Linked DNA regions of Homo sapiens: regions 1, 2 and 3 are each linked to region 4. The links are chromatin loops, found by intact Hi-C in ENCODE. Cell type or tissue: sigmoid colon. All regions are shown on one strand. Links, peaks and the distances in the headings refer to the core of each region. The heading gives the core; the rest is flanking DNA. Region 1 overlaps TEAD1 (TEA domain transcription factor 1). Region 2 overlaps PARVA (parvin alpha). Region 3 has its middle 89 kb from the start of PARVA. Region 4 overlaps PARVA (parvin alpha).

The links. Hi-C counts contacts between places; a loop is a spot of excess contacts. Peaks named below come from ENCODE experiments on the same cell type or tissue, not always from the same donor. Only the 100,000 strongest peaks of a DNase experiment are listed, where the experiment ranks them.
Region 1: a loop joins it to region 4, with 4 times the contacts of the local background. A loop is called at or near these places in 4 of 110 quality-filtered maps.
Region 2: a loop joins it to region 4, with 6 times the contacts of the local background. A loop is called at or near these places in 4 of 110 quality-filtered maps.
Region 3: it touches region 4 in a loop (10-fold over the local background); 4 of 110 quality-filtered maps call a loop at or near these places.

Annotation. Positions count from the first base shown.
Region 1 is chr11:12,689,770-12,695,555 of GRCh38, reverse strand. The region is part of intron 2 of TEAD1 (TEA domain transcription factor 1); the gene reads right to left. Among named protein-coding and RNA genes, the nearest start is that of TEAD1, 18 kb to the right of the region's middle. RefSeq lists an enhancer at 949-2,148. In sigmoid colon, for the core only: no CTCF peak of the experiment used is centred there; DNase peaks (open chromatin) are centred at 1,219, 1,575, 2,373 and 2,735; H3K4me3 peaks cover 2,025 bases; H3K27ac peaks cover 3,283 bases.
Region 2 is chr11:12,534,974-12,540,759 of GRCh38, reverse strand. It overlaps PARVA (parvin alpha), which reads right to left. Exons shown (of 13, transcript NM_018222.5): 13 at 5,404-5,786. Among named protein-coding and RNA genes, the nearest start is that of TEAD1, 140 kb to the left of the region's middle. In sigmoid colon, for the core only: no CTCF peak of the experiment used is centred there; DNase peaks (open chromatin) are centred at 1,086 and 2,709; H3K27ac peaks cover 1,123 bases.
Region 3 is chr11:12,285,748-12,290,747 of GRCh38, reverse strand. It overlaps a transcript of MICAL2 not described here. Among named protein-coding and RNA genes, the nearest start is that of PARVA, 89 kb to the left of the region's middle. In sigmoid colon, for the core only: CTCF peaks have their summits at 1,771, 1,970 (motif pointing left), 2,833 and 3,038; DNase peaks (open chromatin) are centred at 1,967, 2,687, 2,977, 3,547 and 1 weaker place; H3K27ac peaks cover 2,608 bases.
Region 4 is chr11:12,409,021-12,414,806 of GRCh38, reverse strand. The region is part of intron 1 of PARVA (parvin alpha); the gene reads right to left. Among named protein-coding and RNA genes, the nearest start is that of PARVA, 34 kb to the right of the region's middle. In sigmoid colon, for the core only: a CTCF peak has its summit at 2,354 (motif pointing left); DNase peaks (open chromatin) are centred at 1,079, 2,296, 2,906 and 4,176; H3K4me3 peaks cover 961 bases; H3K27ac peaks cover 3,365 bases.

The sequences.
Region 1 (5,786 bases), core at 345-5,344, 280 kb before region 4:
TTAATTAATCAATCCCTGGCCCCGAACAACTTGGTCTAGAGACGATAAGCAATTCAAGATTCAGTCTCTAATCCCAGCCTGAAATCTACATGAAAAAGAAGTTAACTGTCAGATCAATGAAGGACAAATAAAAATAACTGGATTTGTACCTCTCTTAACATAAGGAAAAATCTCCTCCAAGTTTAGACAGTGACTATTTACATGTTAATGAGAGTAATATATTTTCACAGTGATTTCCAAAGAAACTCACCTAAGACTAAGGAGTTTTTGTACCAGCCTGAAATCTGGAGAACCACAGCCAGAAATTATGACTCTCAGTCAAGCCTCTAAAATCAAAATGAGCCCGACTTTCTCAACAGCTTATCAGAGCCTTTTAGTGAGGCCTGAAGTTGAACAGAAAATTACCCAAACACAAAATACAAACGACAAGTAAGAACGAAGTGGCCCTCGCCAGCCTGGCTGTGCGCTGAATTAGCCACACTTGATTAAAAAGCCAGGCAAACTTTTGCATTTGCTTTTATTTTATTCTTTACAAAGGCTGAAATAGAATTTGACCTTTCTGAGCTATTGCCAGCTATGAATTGGAAACAAGCTCAATTTAAAAGGTAGCATCAATATCTAACTGCTCATCATCTCAAATTTTTTTCCATCTTCCTCAGTGTCTTTTCACAGGGTTTGTCTACCCATGCTATTTTTAGACTTCTATCAGAACTTCCAATGACTCCATATAAACCTACAGTAGGGGGGAGAAGGGTCTCATTTCAGTCCCATTTTCTCAAATCCCACGCTAGCTAACACCAATTAGCGTAGAAAAAGAAGGTAAGAGTTGGTAAATGAAAATGAGTCACACTCAATTTTAATTTTTCTCAAGATTGAAAAAGCTCATAAATTCACAAGTAAAGCACAAAGCAACAGTGAGTCCCAACTTCACACAGAAACACCAACCCAACTCTGCTCTGACTTGGGTACGTACACAAAGTGGGCACTGCTCATAAAGGAGAAAAATAAATACGAGTCACAGCAGACCCAACATTGGGAGACAACTTCGTGTTTCTCCCTTACTCTTTAAAATATTTAATAAAACAGTTATAAAACTGATTCTGAAGTCAGGAAGACTGGCGTGAAACACTGCAAAAGGAAAAAAAAAAAAAGAGGACCCTGTATATAAGGAAGTAAACTGCAAGTAAAAGCAAGAGACAGGCCAGAGCTTGGCAGGCTGGCGAGTGTGTTAGTTTGTTCTCTCGTCTCTCTCCCCTCTCTCTCTTTTTTCTCTCCTTTCTCTCAAGTGAAGAACAAACAAAGAGTCGATACTTCAACTATACATATGGAATCCAGAGCTTTCTGCCTAGTGTCGGCTTGCATGTCCCCTAGTTTTAGGATTCACTGGAACACTAAAGCCCCTTGAAACATTTGCCATGTGTTTGCTGGGGCACTTCCCCGGACTCAGCCTGCCGCCTTTCCTGGCTGAGTTGTGCCGGGCCGCACAGCAGAGCAGGGTGTGCCAACGCAGCCTGACATTCAGATCAAGACCACAAATTATAAACAGTTTCAGTAAATTGACTCAAGTGCCTTTGTTCCTCAGACATACATCTTCCTACCGCTTACAAAGGCAGGCAGCAGAACCTAACCACCAACGCGGCTATAGCCAGGACTGGGAAAGGAAGTTATTGAAGCCTGGATTTCCTGCCTTTGCTTGTAGCCAAGAACTATGAGGCTTGTAGTGGTTTCAGGAACTGACTCATCTCATGATTCATGGATAAGATACTGCTTTTAATATGTTTCTGACCCTAAGATTCAGGAAAATCAAAACCAGTCTGAACCTATGCTTCACTCTTATTTGCAAATGAATATTCACAGCAAAATAAACAGGAGGACAACGGTTACCGAAACAATGAAAACATCATGCCAGTGGCAGGAAAAGTGGAATGCAGGCATCACATGGGAAGCCGTCATCAAAGCTTAATCCATGGGCTGCGACTTAACAGCGTTTCAACTTCCCAAAAGTGGATAACAGGTGGGATAAGGTTTATTTTTAGATGTCATTCCCCTAGATGTAAAAATAGATTTAGCACAGCAATATTTTAATTCAGGCCCATCTGGGGTTGTGACTCTAAATATCCAGGATGTACAGAAGCATGTAGCTTAAGATTTAACTGTTCCAGTTGCAAACCAGAGTTCAGAGTGAGCAGACCAATGATTAATGGGTAATAAAGGACTCGCATTGGAACTCATTCTCTTAAATCATCCTCTGCTAGAAGGCTGAAATTCTGTATTTCCACCCATGTGCTGACTGGCCTTCTCTGTCCTTTACTGTGCGCATGCACACACGCACACACACATGTGCACACAGCCCAGGACTTAAAAGCGAAGTTCTTTAAAAGTACTAAGCACCAGGGGCTCGCACCTCTGGCTGCTTTCCATGATGTTCCCTGTGGATTTATTCATCACAAAGAGGTCCCCACTAGAAAAAACTTTTAAAGCCTCCCTCATTCATGGATTGTTGGGTTCTCCCCACTATCCCCACACAAGACATTAAGCACAGGACCAGTAGGGGTGGTTTTCAAAAGCCTTTATGGGTTTCAACACAGCCCAGTTGCACAGAAGGAAAAGGGGGAAAAGAACACAAAAAACACAGGCTGTTCTGTGGGGTGGGGGTGGAGGAAGCAGTAAGAACAGTTGACCAGGCAAGGCCAAAGTGCAGGGGCCGGCTGGCAGGCGCTGCATGGCTGGGCTCCTCCAGCAGATTTACTGACATGACGTCAGTGGCTCCAGTCCAGCTTTTTCTTTGGTAGCTTTTACCACTTGCCTCCTGAAGCCTCCACTATGTTAGGGAGCCACAGGACCATAATGAAAATTCCCTTTGTGAAACTGAGTTTACCGCGGGGCACAGAAGCCTGCCTTGTGAATTACGGGGCTCTTCCCCCTACTCTCAGTGCCCACGGAGGAAAGCGGGGGCGGGGGGGAAATAAACCCCTACAATACTGTACTTTCCTTTAATACAGAGGAACCATTACATTAAGCTTGCGGCTTTAAAAAGAAAAAAAAGCCGGGGTGGTGGGTGAGGGGCATTAAATGTGTATCCAAAATTTCCCAGGCCAGGATGCTGGTTAACTTCTCAGTGGTGTGGAGAATGATGATAATTTCAGGACTATTCACTTGTGCCGTCATGAGACTGTGTTGGCTGCACTGTGAACGCATACAGCTTTGTTTCACCAACAAAACAAAAAAGTATTACTGAAGCTAAAACTGTAGGTCTGAATGGAAACTCTGAAGAAAGCATTAGAGCGTGTCTTTAAAATGAGCCCTGCTTTGCTGGGGGGACTGGGGGGTGGTTGGCCTAAGTGCATAGTCTATGATGCACCAACATGGGCATAAAACAATTTCCAAGAAGCAAAGACAGAAATTATAATACTAAAAATAAGTTTAATAGCAGACTTGTTAAATAAAAAACACTCATCTTAGACTTGCAGGCCTACTACTATAGGCCCGCAGCACTAAAACAATAGCTATGTTACAACTAGGGATCCAATGCATAAATCTATCTAAAACTACAAATCTTTAACTTATTTAAGCTTATAAAAATAATAGACTAGTGATAAATTCTTTAAATGACTAGGACATTAAATACATTCTATTTTAAACACTTTGGAGAAGAAGTACAAAGCTTAATTCAATCAATATTTATTGAAACAGATGAGTACAAACGTACCCAACAATACCATCGAAATACAGCTTGCAGCCTGAATGGCTCACGGTGGTAATAAGATAAGGAATCTCTCATGTCCTGGTTATGTATACAAGGAATAGAACAAACTATCAGGCAGACATGATGAAGGCAATGACTAAAGACTTCTGTGAAGCCTACATTAACATGAGCTTTGGCCTTCAGGAGGCAAGTCAAACCACAAACCATCCATGGTAATTCTTCAGTTTGGTCTTTTTCTTAAGGGAGGAAAGGACAAGATGACAAGCACAAGCATGAAAGTGGCAAATGAGAGCCAAAGAGGCCAGGCATGAGCAAGTGTGCAAGGAAAGCTTTTACCACGATTAGAGTTGACATGGCAGGCAGGATCCATTTCCAAAGGTGAGCAGATTATTCAACTGAAGGAGTGGGAGGAGAAAAAAAGCAGAGAACCTAGCACACACATCATAGCCTAGAAACTCCATTTCTCACTAAAAGGAACCCAAACTCTGCAGAAATGGTTCATTCTATCTCCCAGAATACACAAGAGGTTGGACAGCAAGGAAACTATAAAAGACTATTAATAGGGTCACATCAAAAGGCCACAGGAGCCAACTAAAGAAATTCCCACTGGCCAAAGATGAAACAATTTGAGCATCAGTAAGAGGAGGAACTGCAATGGACTGAAACGCATTCAATAATTTAAAATCAGTGATTGCCTAATGATATGCAAAACAAAAAAAAACTATCTTTCCTTTACAAACTATATGCTAGGTTAACCATATAGTTGCTAAGAGAAACCTTCTCCATAAAAAGAGGAATGGGTTGGGTGAGATGGCTCACGCCTGTAATCTCAGCAATTTGGGAAGCCGAGGTGAGCAGATCGCTTGAGCCCAGGAGTTTCAGACCAGCCTGAGTGATGAAACCCTGTCTCTACAAAAAACTAAAAAACTAGCCAGGCATGGTGGCGCACTGACAGTCCCAGCTATTTAGGAGGCTGAGGTCAGAGGATCACCTGAGCCCGGGAAGTCAAGGCTACGGCAAGCCGGGATCGCATCACTGCACTCTAGCTTGGGTGACACAGTGAGTGAGACCTGTCTCCAAAAACAGAACTAGAGTATCAGAGAACCACCAGTTTGCAAAAACTACATGAAATAATAGATACAGGCAGAGATCATCAATCAATGGCACTAACATCACAGAAAAAGTGACACTGTACATTGTGTGCCTCCTGGTAGAATACTAGCTATGAAATATTTGCATCAAAAAAGTTTTTAAAAACCCTGAATTAGATCAAATGTCAACATCTAAATTTCCCATTTATAGGAAATACAGAGGATAAGAGAATAAAATACACAGCACCATGGAGATACAACTGCAAAATCCAGAACGAGGCAGTCTAGAAGAGAAACACAGGGGCTTCTGTAACAAATCAATTACAAGAAAGGTGGGGATGTGATTTAAAGAGTTTTAAGAAACACAGCAACCAAATATAACCTGTTGATCTGGTTTGGGACCCTCATCTAGACCAGCCAACTATGAAAAAACATTTATGAGACAATCAAGGAAATCCAAACAGTGACTAGATATTTGACATTAAGGGCTTATTATTTTTTTTTTTTTTTTTTTTTTGAGACGGAGTCTCACTCTGTCGCCCAGGTTGGAGTGCAGTGGCGCAATCTCAGCTCACTACAAGCTCCGCCTCCTGGGTTCACGCCATTCTCCTGCCTTCAGCTTCGGGAGTAGCTGGCACTACAGGCGGCCGCCACCACGCCTGGCTAATTTTTTGTATTTTTTAGTAGAGACGGGGTTTCACTATGTTAGCCAGGATGGTCTCGATCTCCTGACCTCATGATCCGCCCACCTCGGCCTCCCAAAGTGCTGGGATTACAGGAGTGAGCCACCGTGCCCGGCCAACATTAAGGAGTTATTACAGTGCTGGTGTGATCACGGTATCAATAGTTGGTTGTTTTTTTTTAAAAAGAGTCATATTTTTAAAATATGTACTAATTTACAGATGAAACGGTATGACAACTAGGATTGCTTCCAAATAATCTGGTGGGAGAGGAGCCAGGAGTTTACAAGAATAGCCATGAGGTGATGA
Region 2 (5,786 bases), core at 331-5,330, 130 kb before region 4:
CTAAAAACAGAACATCTTGAGCAGATAAACATGCTGCCTTCTGGTAAATATGTAGTTTGAGTGGTAGCTACTATCTTTCTATATATTTTACCTCCTGCCCCATCCCCAATCATAACTGATTGGTCCAGGAGTGGGCATTAAGAATTTATTTGGAGCCTTGTATTGGCATCCTGAGCTATAAAATTTGTACAAGGCTACAATGGCAAGCAGCTTTCCTTGTAATATTCCTGTCTCCCTCCCACTCTCCCAAAGACATCACTAGTCAAAAGGCAATGGGGAGAGTGCTGGGTTGATTAGTAATGTCTGCCATAGATATGTGAGGAGCAGAGGAAGCATGGTACTATTTGCCAACCCTGGCCTAAGGCTTGCAGGAATAACGGTAGCACTAGGAACCCCTACTGCTGTGGAGCTTTCAGGTTTACAGAGTGTCCATAGCCACACTATTGTTGAGCCTCTTCACCAGCCCTGGGTTGTGGAGTGGCCCTCCTCGGTGTGGGATGATTACTCTCATAGTTGGAGCATAGGTTCAGGAGAGAGGCCTGAAGATGGCGGGGTGGGAGACACTTCTGAGCCAGGCAAAATCAAACCAGGATTCAACAAGTGACAAGCCCCCCTTACATCCTCACTACCGACGGAGAGGCTCAGAGGTACAGTGATTTGCCCAGTATCAGACAGCTAGCAAATGCCAGGCTTGAACATAGGCCCTTTGCCCCTAAATCAAAGTTTTCAGGGGTTCTGGCTATCCTAATAAAATGTGCTTGCACTCTCTCCCCTGGGCTTCCCCTGAGTCGAGTCTCTAGCAGTGTAACCTGACTGCAGATTTTCACATTGGGAAAATCCAAGAGAAGAAACTTGCTGCCTGTGACTTGTTTTCTCTCAGTCCCTGGAATTTGATTTTGTAAAATGATCTCATAGGCTTATTATAAACATGCATTGATGTACATCTTCAACTTTTGAAACAGCCAGTGTGAGTAAAGCTGAGTCACGAATGGAGGAAGCAGAGCCTTTCAGTAAAGTCTATTCACATATGGGCACAGGCTGTGCCAGTGGAGCCGTGTGCTTCCAGGCAGGGCTCTGGGCTCAAGTAGGCCGTAAGTCAGGATTGCTGTCATCTTGCTTTTTCAGTCCCCTGTCTCTGGGTCTACTGGTGTTCCCAGCCACAGTCTCAGGAACCAATCTGCTGATGTGCAGTGTGGGGAGGTAGAGGTTCACAGGCAGGCAATAACTCAACAGCCCTGGAAAAGTTCTGTTATTAAAGACCTAGTATCTACCTGGAGCACCTGGACATTGTTTGATGACAGCACCCTCCTCCCTGGCTCTCTCATCCCTCTCACGGGCCTAAGCTCCTGCCTTCACCTGCCCTGCACAGCAATTGCCCAATGGGACTCAAAAAGCCCACTACTAATTCCAGCTGGTCCCCTGTCTGAGGCTGGCAGACTGGGCCAGCCCCCTCTGTGTGGTGCCATCTCCCCTGATCTCAAGCCCTGCTTGCTGCCTGTCGCTTAGCCCTACCTGCTGGAATCCTCCTTTCCCTGTACACCTGCCTGAACTGTGACCAGCTTGTGTGTTCCTGCCTATGAGACCTCAGCAAGCCTGGCTATTTCCCTGGGCCCAGCACTGGTCAGCTGGGGTGGTGCTGCAGACTCCAGCCTCTGTACCACCCATGTCCTTCCCTCTCCCCCCAACTCCAGTCCAGAAGCCGGGAGCTCAACCTGCCTCTAGCTTTCTACCCAGAGGAGGACAGCCCCCCAAGTCCCCACAAGGGCAGAGACAGGCCACTTGTTTGTTGGAGAGGAAGTGAGGCTTCCTCAGGCATTCATACCTGTGCCTCTTCCCAGAGTACTCCAAATAACCAAGTGTTTCGCATAAAAAGACACAGAGCATACCCTTAAAAGAATACTTCAAGGCTGGCACTTATAATTCTAGTGCTTTGGGAGGCTCAGGCCAGGAGTTCAAGACCAGCCTAGCAACATAGACTCTGTCTCTACAAAATAGAAATAAAGAATTAGACAAGTAGGGTGGCATGTGCCTCGAGTCCTAGCTGTTTGGGAGGCTGAGGCAGGAGGATTGCTTGAGGCCAAGAGTTTGAGGCTGCAGTGAGCTATGGTTGTACCACTGCACTCTAGCTTGGGTGATAGAGTGAGACCCTGTCTCTAAAAACAAACAGAAATGGAACAACTTCAGAGTTCGGATAAACCTCTTTGTTTAATTTCAGAGTTTCCTGCAATCAGTTAAGAAAAGCCCCACCACTCCCCCTCCGTCAATTAACTAGATAAATACATAAAGTCAAGAGGAAACAGTATTTGTGATGGTAAAAGGAATTTTGATTCACAGTTGGAATCAAACCTCGTTGACACTGATCATGACCTCACCTCTAGCCTGTGTGGTGTTGGGGAGCCAGGGTTAAAGGAATGTGGAGGCAGCAGGACATCCTGGAGAGAATGAAGACTTCAGAGTCAGACAGAGCTAGATTTGAAGCCAGCTGGCGAACCTCTGTTTTCTCTTCTGTAAAATGGGTAACTATAGCACCTACCTGACAGGTTAGCATCTACATGATGGATAGGTTTCTGTGCATGGTACATGGCTGGAGTCCAACAAGAATTTATTTCAAGTCTGTCTTTTTCCACTGGAGATCATCACTGAGTTGCGGTCTCCTGAGCAGAAAGGGGGTTGGCAGCCGGAGCATGTGTCTCTCTTGGAACACCCTAGGCTCTGGCAGCACACAGGTTATGCAAGGCACAACCGGAGGAGGAAGTAACAGGATCCTAGCAGTGACTGTTGTTGGAGAGGGTCAGACCAAGCTAAAGCTTGGAAGGAGATGCAGCCTGGTTCCATCTGGATCTGAATCAAGGGTCAGAGGGAAGTGTCAAGGCTTGGAAGTCACTAGAGCATAAGCGCATGAGGCTGAGAGCATGTCTGTTTTGTTTGCTGTGGATTCTCCCATGCCTAGCGCAGCATCTGGCATCATAGGCAGTGTTTAAATATTTATTGAACAAATGAAGAATAAATGAATTAGTGACAGCCTTATCAGTTCAGAGCCTGGTTGTTTCGGGAGTTCCATTTGAAAACAAGGCAAAGGAGAACAGCTGCTGGCAGGAAACAAATGTGGGAACCACCAAAGGTTCTGAAGATACACCATGTTTAAACGGCTAGAACCTCAACTCTGGAGCCACGTGGCCAGGACTCAAAGCTCTGTCACTTACAAGACATGGAACCTGGATCATGTCACTAAATCTTTCTGTGCCTTCATTATGTTTTTTATTTTTTAATTTTTTGCCTATAACATGGGGATAATAGAACCTACCTCACAGGATTGTTGAAAGGACCAAAGGAGATTATTTGTGTGAAGTGTACACTGTAAGTGCTCAATAAACACAACTGTTAGTATTAATTGAGAGGGATGTGAAATTAGCTGTGTTTCCAGAAGTTTTGGCAGGGAATACACACAGAATGGATAGCTTAAAGAGAAACTTCTTAATATAGTGATAGATTTTAGAGCATAGAAAGAAAAAAATATGGGGAAAAAAACCCTGCAACTAGTTAAGAGTCATTGCAATATCTGGGCATGAGAGGATGAGGCCTAGATTAGGGGACTAGTTGGGGGTCCACAGAGGGAGAGGACCAGTGCAAAACAGATGGTTCATGAAGGAGCAATTGGTAGAACTGATTGGATGTGTTGGGGGGAGCAGAAAATGTAGAACTCCTTTGTGGGTCTGGAAGGAGATGGTAGCTCTCGAAGAGATGAGGGATGTCTAAGAAGGAGCAGGGCTGGTGAAGGATAAAAATCCAGTTTGGAATGTGCTAAGGGGGACAAGGGGTAGCCCGCTTGAAAGATGCTGTGAAGCTGGACATGCCCACGCGGATGGGTGAGATCTTGGGGTTGGAGGGAGGGCAAGCAGGGGTGGAAGCCAGGGGACATGTAGGAAGAGACGTGTGGAGGGCACTTCCAGAGAACACCCATGTTCGGGGGTGGGGAGAGGAAAGACCTCCACCTAGGAGCACACAGAGCTATAGCCAGAGGGCGGGTGAGAAGGGGACAAATGCAGTGCCCCTGAGGCTGTGGCAGCCAAGTTCCTGGAGGAGTGGAGCAGGGGAGTGGGGCCAGGGCCAGCCAGTGGGTTCAGTGCTGACAACTCAGAGGACAACTTATCTTCTGGAAAATTAAAGGCAGAATCTAGGGGTTCATAAAAGAAGGGAGAAAGGAAGGAAATAGAATTAGCATGGGTCTGTATGAGACCAGGAAATTGCCTTAAGGAAAAAGTAAAACAGGGCAGAAGATGGAACTGCAGTGAGAATGGAACCTGTATGTGTTAGGAGTGAAAGTCAAGATGCTGGAGAAGGAGGGAGTCAGTCCTGGAGCAGGCAGGTGGAGGAAGTGGCAGCCTCAGAATTGGGGCAGGAGGTAGTGAGAGAGGCAGTGAGAAAAGATGTTGAGATGCTATGGAAAGAACATGAAGCAAATAGCTTTGACTTTCTTGGTGAAGGAAGAGATGAAGACATAAGCGGGGAGAAAGTGGAAGGACATGGGGATTAGGTAGGGCACAGGTGTATGGAAGATGAAGGCAATCCGTGAGAATTAGAGGACTCTCAGAAGCCAGGGAGCACGCAATGGCAATTGAAAAATGACAAAGTAATTGGCTGATGCATGTCCATTCTGGAATTTTCTGCAGTAATTTTATGTTCTGGGACAAGAGTAGAGATGCCTGCCAATGGGGATGACCAAACGGTGAGTTTAGAGAGGCAAGGAAGCTGTGTGTGAAGACAAAGTCGAAATGGCTGGCAGTAGAGCCTAGGCTGGACTTTGGGTCATTGCTGGTCATCTGGAATCTGTAGCATAAAGCCAGTGATTTCCTAGCAACAAGTAGTACTTTAGAAGAATGACCCCAAGTCTCCGTTTGGCTTTAGGGTGAGTTGTGTGATTTTTGGAGCAGCAAATCTGTGTGGAAAATGAAGTTGTTGATCCTGGAGGGAGATGCTCCCAAAGATTCCATGGCAGCTGTGGCTGGGGTATTTTCTGGAAGAATCTAACTAGGGACCCTCAGTGGTATCTGATGCTATCTCATCATGTCATTGAATTACCTCAAATGAGCTGCACCTGTCATCCCCACTAAGATGGGAGAGTCATTTGGGAAGAGACCCTGGACTTTCCCAACCCATTTTGTGCGGAGACTTTCCCAACCCATTTTGTGCAGAGAGTGGGGTTGAAGACAGAACAGACATTCCACAAATATTCGCTGACTTGACTGCATTCTGATTGTGAGAGGTTTGGGGTCCAGCCCAGGGCAGTGACAAGAATTCTTGTCCCATGGTGTTTGGAGTTCCACTTCATCAGTGTTAGGGCGGGTCTGTGCTGCCATGTGGGAATTGGAATCACATGAAAAGAATGGGAGAGAAAGCTCTGTATCTTATTGACAAAGCACACCAAAGGGATGCTGGTCAGAAAGCCATTTAATCCATAAACACAAAGACACATGAATGGGCAAATTCTGTAAATGAAAGCAATCTGGCAAAAGCCCTTGGTGGTGAGCTTGGTCTCCCTCACAGGCAATGACAGTCTTGGCCATGGGTCTAGACAACACACAATTCCAATGCAGCCTAGGAGGACATTATGGAAGTGAGCTGGGAGAACCAATGATGCAGAAAGTAGACTCAGGAGAGGCACAGAGAATGCACCCCCTGCCCCAAGTGCAGTGGATCAGAGAGCTCAGAACAGAGAAGAGATGAGGAGCTCATGGCCTCTCGTAGCCTAGCCTAGAGCACACTTACTGCTCACTATCTTATTGTCC
Region 3 (5,000 bases), core at 1-5,000, 120 kb after region 4:
CAGCAAGCTCCCAGAGGGAGGCCTCGCAGAAAGCTTTGGAGGGAAAAGGTAATTCTGGGAACAGATCTGATCTGAGGGCGGCAGGAAGGAGCTGCTGGGGAGGCGGCTGGCCTGCCTCCCACTACCGCACCCCCATCGCAGCCCACGATTAGAAGGTTCAAGCCTAAAAAGGCAAAAGTTGTGAGTCAGTCCTTGCCTTGCTTCCCGTTCTTGTCCTCAGTTTGCCAAATTCCTTCTTCCCTTCCTCCTTGCACCCTCATTCTCCCTCTCTGCCATCTTCTGAATCAAACTCCTTCACTTGCCTCAAGTCCCCTCAGCTCAACAGACTGCCTTTTTGTTCCCCCTGAGGATCCCTCAGGGACTTCCTGACAGGAAGCCAGGGCCACCTCAGGAAACAAGCCTGACAGAAACACCTCAGGTCTCACGAGGTCATGACCCAGAAGCCACTCCCTTCTTCTCCTTTCTCTAATCCCCACTCCCACCCCTGCTAGGGGGTCTCTTTCTCTCCACATGTGGTCCTCATGCACTGCCTTCAAGATGGAACTCCAGCAGGGCTTGAGGAGATGGGGGAAGCAAAGCCCCAGCTCAGGCCGAGCCCCTTGTCCCTGGGCTGCCATTCAAGCCACTGCTTGGGAGGTGGGCACAGCCTGGGGAGAGAGGTGATGAGAAACCTACCCTTCCTGATGCCCACTGTGTCTTGGGGTTCTCTCAGAAGATGGTGAAGGGGAGCCTGGAAGTCCACTCCTTCACACACATACCAGCTGCCTGGCTCTGAGCAAGTTACTTAACCCCTGTCTCCTCATCCAAAAAGTGGGCTGTCTGGTGCAGCTTCATGGGGTGGTTGAGCAGATAACATGGGCTAAAAAGAGATTGCCAGTTGGCCAGGCATGGTGCCTCACACCTGTAATCAGAGCACTTTTGGAGGCCGAGGTGGATGGATCACTTGAGCTCAGGAGTTCAAGACCAGTCTGGCCAACATGGCGAAACCTTGTTTTTACCAAAAATACAAAAATTAGCCAGGCATGGTGGTGCGCGCCTGTGGTCCCAGCTACTCGAGAGGCTGAGGTGGGAGGATCACTTGAACCTGGGAGGCGGAGATTGCAGTGAGCTGAGATCACGCCACTGCACTCCAGTCTGGGTGACCAAGTGAGACCCCATCTCAAGAAGAAAAAAAAAAAAAACAAAAAAAAACAAGAGGTGCCCAGTGGCACAGGACACAAAGTAAAAGCTAGTTGTCAGCAAAATATGAACTCCATTAGTTTCCCACCCTCTCACGCACTCAAGCCGCGTCCAGTAAAGACATTGCTGAAGCCCTGGCCCATTCCAGAGGGGGCTGCACACTCTACCCAGCCAGGATTTCTCCAACTCTTGAGCCAAGAGCTCCTCATTGGCCAACTCACATCCCCCTCTGCTGGCCGTTTCCTTGAAACCTTGGTATGGCCCACCGGGGGCTGCCTTGCCTTCTGCAGGGGTCTCAGTCACACGTGCAGCTGGCCCTTAGGGTTGTTTTGTGCGAAGGAGGCTGATGCGCACACCAGCGCCTGAGTTTCAGCATCCAGGCTGCCTCTGGGTCAGGCGCTTGTGCTACCTCCTCTCTGGGCCCTCTGGCAGCAGCAACCTTTCTCGTAGATCCTAGAGGTCATCTGGCAGCATGATCAGCTGGGGAGGGTGCCCAGGGCAGCCACATATCCCCTCCGGCCCTCCCACCTGGGGCTTGGGGCCAGAACCAGCTGTGATGGGGCAGTAATGCCTCTGGACAGGAGGGATGGTACCATGCATTCTGCTCCCAATGGCAATGCCAGCCCTGCTCCCTGAGGTTTTCTTTTGGGCAAAGTAAAGACAATAAAAAAGATGGCTCTCGTGGCTTTCAGCTCTGGGGATTTTCGGGAGACTGGGACTCCATGGTGCAGCTTCCCAGAACTTGGAGGTTTTGCAAGGCTCAAATCCCCCTCAAAGTCTTGGAGCGCCCTCTAGGGGCGGCAGCCTGAGCAGGCCTGAATCCATGTCCTCCCTTTGTACGCAGTCCAGCCAGCTCGCTCCTTGGTTCCTTACTTCATTCATTGATTCAGCAAACAAGGATTGGGTTCCTCCTCCGGGCCAGACCATGCTAGACACTAGGCTGATTGAAATGATCAAAACTCAAGCCCTGCCCTCAAAGCAGCTTTTGTATACTCTCGAGAAACGCTGTGCAATACTCCTTGATAACTAAAGGCTGAGTTTCCCAGGCCCATCCCAGACACCATGGGGCTGCTCAGCAGTCCTCTTGCTCCTGCACCTCCCCCAGCGACCCAGCCCTATTGGGAGGGTCTCCCACCAGCCTCCCTGCTCTCACCCCAGGCTGGGAGCTTCCTGAGGAGGGACTGATCCCCCACACTGGTGGCACACAGTAGAGTGGGCTGGAAGCCTTGGGATGGACCCTACACTCATATAGTCCGGGCCTGGGCAGCAGGCTTCCAGGGACTTGGGGAGGGCCAGAGCAGGGCAGTAAAGGCGATGACCCATGTGTGGCAATGCTAGCTCCTCTGCCCTCTGCTGTCGCCGCTGGGGGCTGTCAGAGGATTCAGGAGTGACTCTAGGCTGTCCTCAGATGAAGTGGCCTGCCCAAGAGTGCAGCCCTGGGTCCTGCTCCCAAGGTGCCCCTGTCCCAGCCTGACCTGGTGTGACGGTGGTGCGTCTGGGGATGGTGGGGGAATGACTCACTGGCTGGGAGCCTTGACTCAGAAGGAAGGAAGACCAGGGCTCAGTTCCAACTGCAACAACGTTTCTTGGTAGAAACCCCTGTCTAAGCCAAGGCCTTTCTGGGTCCTCCTCTCCTAGGGTGAGGCTGGAGAGGGAGTGGGTGTGGGGGGAGGTGGAAGGCAGCGATGAGCCTGGAACTGGATGAAGAGTCTCTGCCCCTCGCTCAGGGCCTGAGGAGGTAACTCTGCTCAGTGAGTGCTGCAGTCCCTGGATCCCCGGCCTGCCTAGATGCTGTGAGACTGTGCGTGTTCACTGCGCCCCCTGGCAGGGCCTGCCGCCTCAGCACCTGCCACAGCCCTGCTCTTCCCCAGGACACTGGGACCAAGGGTGACTCAGAAAAAGGAGCAGGTGTGTATGTGTGTGTATGTGTAGGGGTGTGAGTGTGTGTGCGTGTGCATGTGTGTGTGTGTGGATGTGTGGGTGTCTGTGTGTAGCATCCTGTTTTGTGTGAGGCCGTTAATCTGATGGCCCAGTCTCACTCCAGTGTACAGAATCAAATCATAGAGTTCCTGAACCTCAGTTTACTCATCTGTATTTCAAAAAGCTTAGAGGCAATGATGGCTAAGGCCCTGTCTGGGTGAAACTGTAGAATCCTAAGGCTCCATAATTCCTGAGCCAGGGGTGGGGTGGAGGGGGATGGGAAGATCTTGAGTCCCTTGGAAAAGGCTCCCTCTAGTCAGCAGTGGAAATAAAGTCAAGCTTATATTTTATTTCTTGCCTCTGACAACCAGGAGGCCATGCCAGAGAGATACCATGTAAGGAATGAGAACGGCTGCCCCTGAGAATTAACCAGAGATCTTCTGCCCAGCCCCAGCCTCCCACCCCCAGAGAGCTAGTGACTCACTCCACCAGAATTCTCTCCTCCAGTTCTGGTATTTGCTTGGGGTTGGAGACTGGAAGCTATTGGCCCGTTGCAGAGCTGCTGTGGAAAAAGAAAGGGACAGGGAAGATGGGGTGGGAGGAAGAGTCCATTAAATGTGTAGAGTAAGTAGGAATTTATCTCCTATAGCTCAATTACCACAAGTCAATAGACTAATGATTATAATAGACTGAACTCTCTCCTTCCCTCACACCATACTGCTGTCCCCACAACACACTCTACCAAACTTTTCATTTGTTCACACATCAAATATTTTTGTGTTTTTGTTTGCTTGTCACCAGGCTGGAGTGCAGTGGTGGGGTCATGGCTCACTGCCCCCTCGACCTCTCGGGCTCAAATGATACTCCCACCTCAGGCTCCCGAGTAGCTGGGACTATAGGCATGCACCACGACACGCAGATAATTTTTTAATTTTTATTTTTTATAGAGACAGGGTCCCACTGTGTTGCCCAGGTTGGTCTCAAACTCCTGGGCTCAAGTGATCCTCCCACCTCGGCCTCCCAAAGTGCTGGGGTTACAGGCATGAGCCACCACACCTGGCATCAAATATTTGAGACCCTGCTATGGGACAGGTACCACCCTCAGAGAATGCCTCAAATTATGAACCATCATTACTAAGATCATCAGTGAGCATCTACATGCATCTATGCGTATATGCATATGTGTAGACATATTTATACATGCATGTGTACATACGTACATGCACATATTCATTCATGTCAGAACAGTTATTTAAAGCTAAGGTCATCACGGGCCATCAATGTTCCATATATGTAATACATTAAAAACTGGAGCTGCTCTGATTGAAGCCAGGAAGCTGCAGGAAGTTCTACTCTCTGCCTCCCCTTTCCCCACAGAGCCCCCCAAACCCTTTGGAAACCAGGTTTAATTGAGGCTGTGGACCATCATTGCTGTGGCCCTCCCTTGGCCTGGTTCCAAGGGAAACATATTTGCGGGACACTGTACTTCCTGTGGAAGACCCCTCTGCCAGCTGGGCCTTGAGGATTAGCTGAGCAAAATGAACATCACATGCAGAAGAAAAACAGGTCTTGGTCACTTAGGGTGTGAGAGTGGGCAGTGGGGTCCACGTGTTCCCTGTTCCCAGGCAAGGCCTGCAGATGCATTCCCAGGCTTCAGGCCCCTGCGCCTCCATCACTGCTGGAGAGAAAGGATGGGGACGGTGAACATCTGAATGTGCACACAGGCAGGGCCAGGAAGCATGAACGGAAAGGAAGCCCAAGGGCATGATGTGGGTGTGGGAGATGGACGCAGGGAGGGTCTGAATCCAGGACCCTAAATCCAAGGCCCAGCTAGCCCAGCCCTCTGTCTTTCTTTCTGTCTAGAAACAGTCCTAGATATTCCACTCCCTGCCAGGTCTCAC
Region 4 (5,786 bases), core at 332-5,331:
CCTGCAGATGGCTCCACGCAACTAACGCTGTAAGAATCTAATTCCATGTTTTGAATTACTTTTCACAATTCTTTTCACTTCATATGAAAACAAGATCAAATGTTTATAAGGACTCGTTTGAATATATTTTCACTTTCCAAGCACAAACTTAGAGACAAAAAAAAAAAAATGAAATTTTCAGCAGCCATAAGACAAGAATGCATTTCTCCGGCTACCAAGTCAGATCATGGTGCAATAAAAACATCTCCAAACGCTTTCTGATACATTCTCTCATTTAACCTTATAACTCCTTAATGTTCACATTTTAATTGCAGTTTTAGAGCGTTAAGATCCTCCAGCAGCGCTGAAAGATGAAAGAATTTAAAAATTATTTAATACTAACTCGAAGCAAAAGCGAAGGCATTTCAGGCGGCTAACACAAAAGTTTCGCATTTAAACCACTCAAACTTCTCAGAATCTGCATAAAACTCAGCAAACTAAGTCTGTTGGATCTTTGACTAAGGAAGTGGGCTGTTGTAAAATGTAAACTCCTAACGGGCATCTCTAGCTCTTTTTGTTTTAATTTAAAAACTGGAGTGTAATTATCTCTTATTTACAAGAGTCACAAACACTGCCGAAGGGAAAATAAACCTCCTCTTTTGGGATGAAGTTGCTGACAAAGGTTTGACAGAGAAAAATAATTAATAGTTCTGTGCTGGCACGGGGAGAGTCCCAGAGCTTGGAGAAGTGAACTTGAAGATGTGCCACGCACGGCTGCCGTGTGGCCCTGGAATCCCAGGGGCCCAGCCAAAGGCAGGGTACACGTCTGGTCCTGAGAATGTGGGCAGCTTTGAGAGGGACTTAGGCTATGGCATGAGACAAAAGTCCAAGAGGTTTTTGAATATCCTCCTTAAGTTACTGTTTTGTGCAGAAACTGCTTTGTTCTCTGGTTACAAACTTTCTCCTGTTCAAGAAACCTGTCCATGGGTGATTAATGTCTTTCAGCTGGGGGCTCGAGTGTTCTCCAAGTTTGGTTCTGGGCTCTGCTGTTTAGAATCCCCACCTTGGGAAATAGAGGCAAGAGAGCCTTCAGGACAAGGAGCCGCCTGTGCCAGCTCCCTGGAGCCTACGGGGCACCTCACCTGACTACTGAGGTTAAAGCAGAGGAGAGGTGCACGTAAGATCATGTGCAGCTGGGTCAAAACCCTTGGAAGGAGGAGTCTGCTTCTTAAAAATGTGTGAGTGTACAGGTTCCATCATAACACTGCTTTTAAAGTAAACTACAAGAATCTTTTGAATACAAACCATATCGCATTCTAGCAGACATCCCTCTGTATTTTCATTTGCCTACATGAATGCTAGGAAGCCCATGGCCCAAAACAGTAAGATATTCTCATCCTTTTGTCATTATTATTAATGATGGATGTACTTGTAATGCCTATACATTTCTGCCTCGTGTGATAATCCCTTCCCTTCCCCTGGAGCACAGTCATGTTTTAAGATTGGCAACTATTTTATATCCTTTTGAGGCATGTTTGGGTGATTGGAAAGGGTTCAGATCTTGAAGCTGGACAGAATCTGATTTCTAGCCTTAACAAATCATGCAATGTTCCCGGGCCTCAATTTCCTCATCTATGAAATGGAGATAATATCTTTGTGGCAGAATGGGCAGAGATTATCCTGGCCTAATTCCCCTTGTATGCCCAAAGACAAATGCCTGGCACAGGCAGACGCCTGCATCCCAATGCCTGGCACAGAGTTGGCACCCAATGCACAAGAGCTATTGTTATTATTACTCTTAATAACACAACAAAAAAACAAAACAGTGGATGTTACTGACCAGAGCAATTTCTAATTCCAGCTTCATTATTTCAGATTAACTCAGCTGTTTTCCCCTCTTCTTATAGAATTCAAAAGAAAAGCCCTGAGATTTTGGCTCCAACTTCTCAGTGATACTTTTGGCCTTAGGAATATCTATTAAGAGTTTGCGATCCAAGGAGAACTATTAACACTGGCGTGGAAAGGGAAATTAGGAAGTCTGAATGAAGTAAAGGTCTGCTTGCGCATATAACAAGACCATTTTTCCTGCAAATATTATTTTCTTGGCTCTCAGGATCTTTTGTCCCTTTCTCTGTAGGCTGGGACCTCTGGGGCAAAGGACAGTGAGGGGCCCACACATGTTTAAAGAACAGGCTGGTACATCCTGTCCTTGCTACAGAGCCTGGCACATCAGTAGCAAAACAGACCTCTCTTTTGACACACTTTCTTTGAGGATTCTGCCAGACCCAGGCTTGCTGCTGAAGCCACCACTGAGCCTTCCTCTCGGCCTGGGCTGGTGAACTGCATCCCGGAGCCCCCTGGTGGTCCTTTCCATACTCACACCTCATTCCCACACCCTCTGGGGCAGGGAGAAAACGGCCTTAAAAGACCCACCCAAGGGTTAATCTCTGGTATCCATCATCCACTGGGGCACCCCATTTTCTTAGGATGAAGGCAACATGCTCTGTGTTAAAGATGGTATAGAAATGGCACCTTTCTCTAACATCAAGAGTCATTCATTAAGCATCTCTTAAGCACCTACTGTGTGCCAGGCTCACGCTGGACATGAGGAATAGAGGATTATGACTCAGCTCCTGCTCTTAAGAAGCTTCCAGTGTACAGGAAGAGGCAGACATGAGAGCTGAGAAAGACAATAGAGAGATGTGCCCAGGGAACCCTAGGGACAGTGTCAGTCTCTGTAAGGAAAGTGGGAATTGCATCAGGGAGGAAGGATAAGTTAAACTGGATCTTAGAGTCTTTGCATAGAGATTAGAAAGAAACTAGGCAGGCAGAGAAAGGAGGGAAGGCATTCCTGGGGGATGAGTCGATATGCCTCAATGCCCGGACCTATTAGGGGAATGCTGAGAAGCTGGGGGTGCCTGCAGCAGGAAGGAGTGATAAAGCAGGCTGGTGATGTGGGCAGGGCTTGGAGTGAGAAGACCTCGTAGGTCACACCAGGGAGTGTAGACTTGATCTTCTCCAGTGATTTTTCAAACCATGTTTTTAGACTCCCCATAAACATCTGATTCTAATTTCATGGATGCTGAGACCAAGGGAAAACTGGAGTGGTCATCCATAATCTGCTAACTTTACATTTCTGTGTTCAATTCCGTCTAACCATGAGAAGAATATCAGATAAATTCTAGTAGAGGGGCATCCTACAAAACACCTGACCAGTACTCCTAAAAAGTGCCGAGGCCATCAAAAACAAGGAAAGTAAAAAAGCTATTATAGCCAAGAGGAACCTAGGGAGGCGTGACAACCTAATGTACTATGGTACCTTCCCTGGTGGAACCCTGGAACAGAAAAAGAAATCTATTAGGGAAAAACTAAGGAGTTTTGAATAAAGTATGAACTTTAGTTGATGATTATGTATTAACATTGGTTCATTAATTATAATAAATGTACCATACCAATGTACAATGTTGGCAATAGGGGAACTGGGTACAGGGCCTATGGGAACTCTCTGCACTATCCCACAATTTCTTGTAAATCTAAAACTGTTCTATTAGGTTGGTGCAAAGGTAATTGTGGTTTTTACCATTAAGATGGCAAAGATCGCAATTACCTTTGCAGCAACCTAATAAAAAGTGAAATCTGTTTTTAAAAATCCTTTGTTCATCCAAACAGCCAAATTATTGTCACTGATAAGCTTTATAACTGTTATAAGTTAGAACTTAGAAAATTAACTTGTGCTCTAGTAACATTAGCTAACATTTATTTGGTAGCTATACCAGGCCAGGTACTCTGCTAAGTACCATACTTGATCTCCACAACAGCCTCATGAACTAGGGATCGTCAGTATCACACCCCCATTTTACAGCTGAGAAAAGTGAGGTACGGCGAGGTTAGACAGCTTGCCTGAGGTTATACAGGTAAGTGGCAGAGCCTGCATTTGGACCCAGGTCTGTCTGATGCCAGAGTCCAGATGCTTAATGATGAACATTCCATGCGATACTTTATTGAAAAAGAAGGGTCCACATAACTTTCATTTATTTCTTTCTTTTTAACACTGAAAGCCATAGCTATAGATGGGGTGGGGAGAAGAAGGGATCCTCAGTAGTTTTCCACTGGAGGAGGAACTAGGTCAGAGTTTGGTTTGGGAATGAACATTCTGGCAGCTACAGTGTGAAAGATGGGCTGGCGTAGGCACTGGGCTCCTGCTGCTGAGATTTTCTAGTGATGTCTCCAAAAGGAGGAGGAGAAGCAACGAGAGAGAATGAACTTCCCTAAAAGGATAAAGCAAAAGCCCTCGTATAGCAATCCTTCGGATCTAGACCCAACCAATCAAACCACAGGCATTGCTGAGCCCCTGAATGTATGCCTGGCACAGGCCTGTCTCCACAGACAGGAGCCGACAGTAAAGAGAAAATAACCGCAGCCCAAGAGATGGAGCAGCTGGCCCGGAGTCCCTGCCGGGGGGAAAGGCAGACCTTGGAGGGAATGCTTCCTGTGGCCTGGGGTAGGCAGGGGTGTTCCTGGAGGAGGCCTGTGGGCTGAGCCCTGAAGATGAGGAAAGGGCAGATAGGACTTCAAGCAGAGCCCAGGCCAGCACAAGGCAAACCTGATCCCTGCCCTGCAGTCCCGGGGGCCTGGGTGGCCCAGCCCGGAGATGCCTAGGGCTGAGAGCCTAATCCCTTACCATGAGCTCTGTAGTCTCTCCTGCCCTCCTGGATCAATTAAAAGTGGGAGTCACTTCACCAGTGTACTTGAGAGGCTACTATGTGCCACCTAGAGGCACATTTGGAATTTGGTACTCCTAGAGTTTACAGAAAACAATAGCAAGTCCCCTAGATAGTCAACTCTGCAAAAGCAAAGATGCTGTCTCAGACAGCCTGGCATGTAGCAGGTACCAATTAATAGGCAGTGAACTCAAGAAAGAATTAAAATTGCATGGGTCAAGGGTAATACTGGAATGTACTAAACTGCAGTTGACAATGTTTGGTGCAAAAACTTCGTACTTGCTTCCAACTGTGGCTCTAACAAATTAGTAAATGCTTAGTGGCTTACAACACTAATTTATTATTTCACAATTCTGGAGGTTAGAAGTCGAGCTAAAATCAACATGCTGGCAGGGCTGCATTCCGTTCTGAGGGCTCTAGGGGAGAATCCATTTCCTTGCCTTTCCCATCTTCTAGCAGCCACCCCTATTTTTTGGTTTGTGGCCCCTTACTCCATCTTAAAAGCCAGTGATGTCACATCTTCATGGCCATTCTTCCATAGTCACACTTCCTTCTGACTCTTTCTTCTGTCCTCTCTTCCACTTTTAAGGACACTTGTGATCACATTCGGTGCACCTGGATAACTCAGGAAACTCTCCCTATGTTAAGGCCAGCTGATTAGCAACCTTAACTCCATCTGCAACTTTAATTCTCCTTTACCATAGAAGATAACATACCTACAATTCCAGGGATTAGGACATAGACACTTTCGGGCTGCCACTATTCAGCCTACCACAACCCCAGATTTTAAGGTCAAACTGTAGGAGATAACCATTCTGTCTCCAAAATGTGAAAACAATAATTACCTCTTCTGAAGCATCTCTGTGTACCAGGCACACCACTACATATTATATATATATAACCTTACTTAATTGTATTTGATGTTTAATGAAGCAGGCACTGTTAAGAAACCAGAACTGGTCACTCACTTGCTAAAATCCTCTAATGACTTTCCATATGTCCTTAGGAAAATTCATAGGCTTCCAGTGGCCCTGCAAGGCCCTGTGGGACCTACCTTTGGCCCAACATCTAGCACCATCCCCCTCG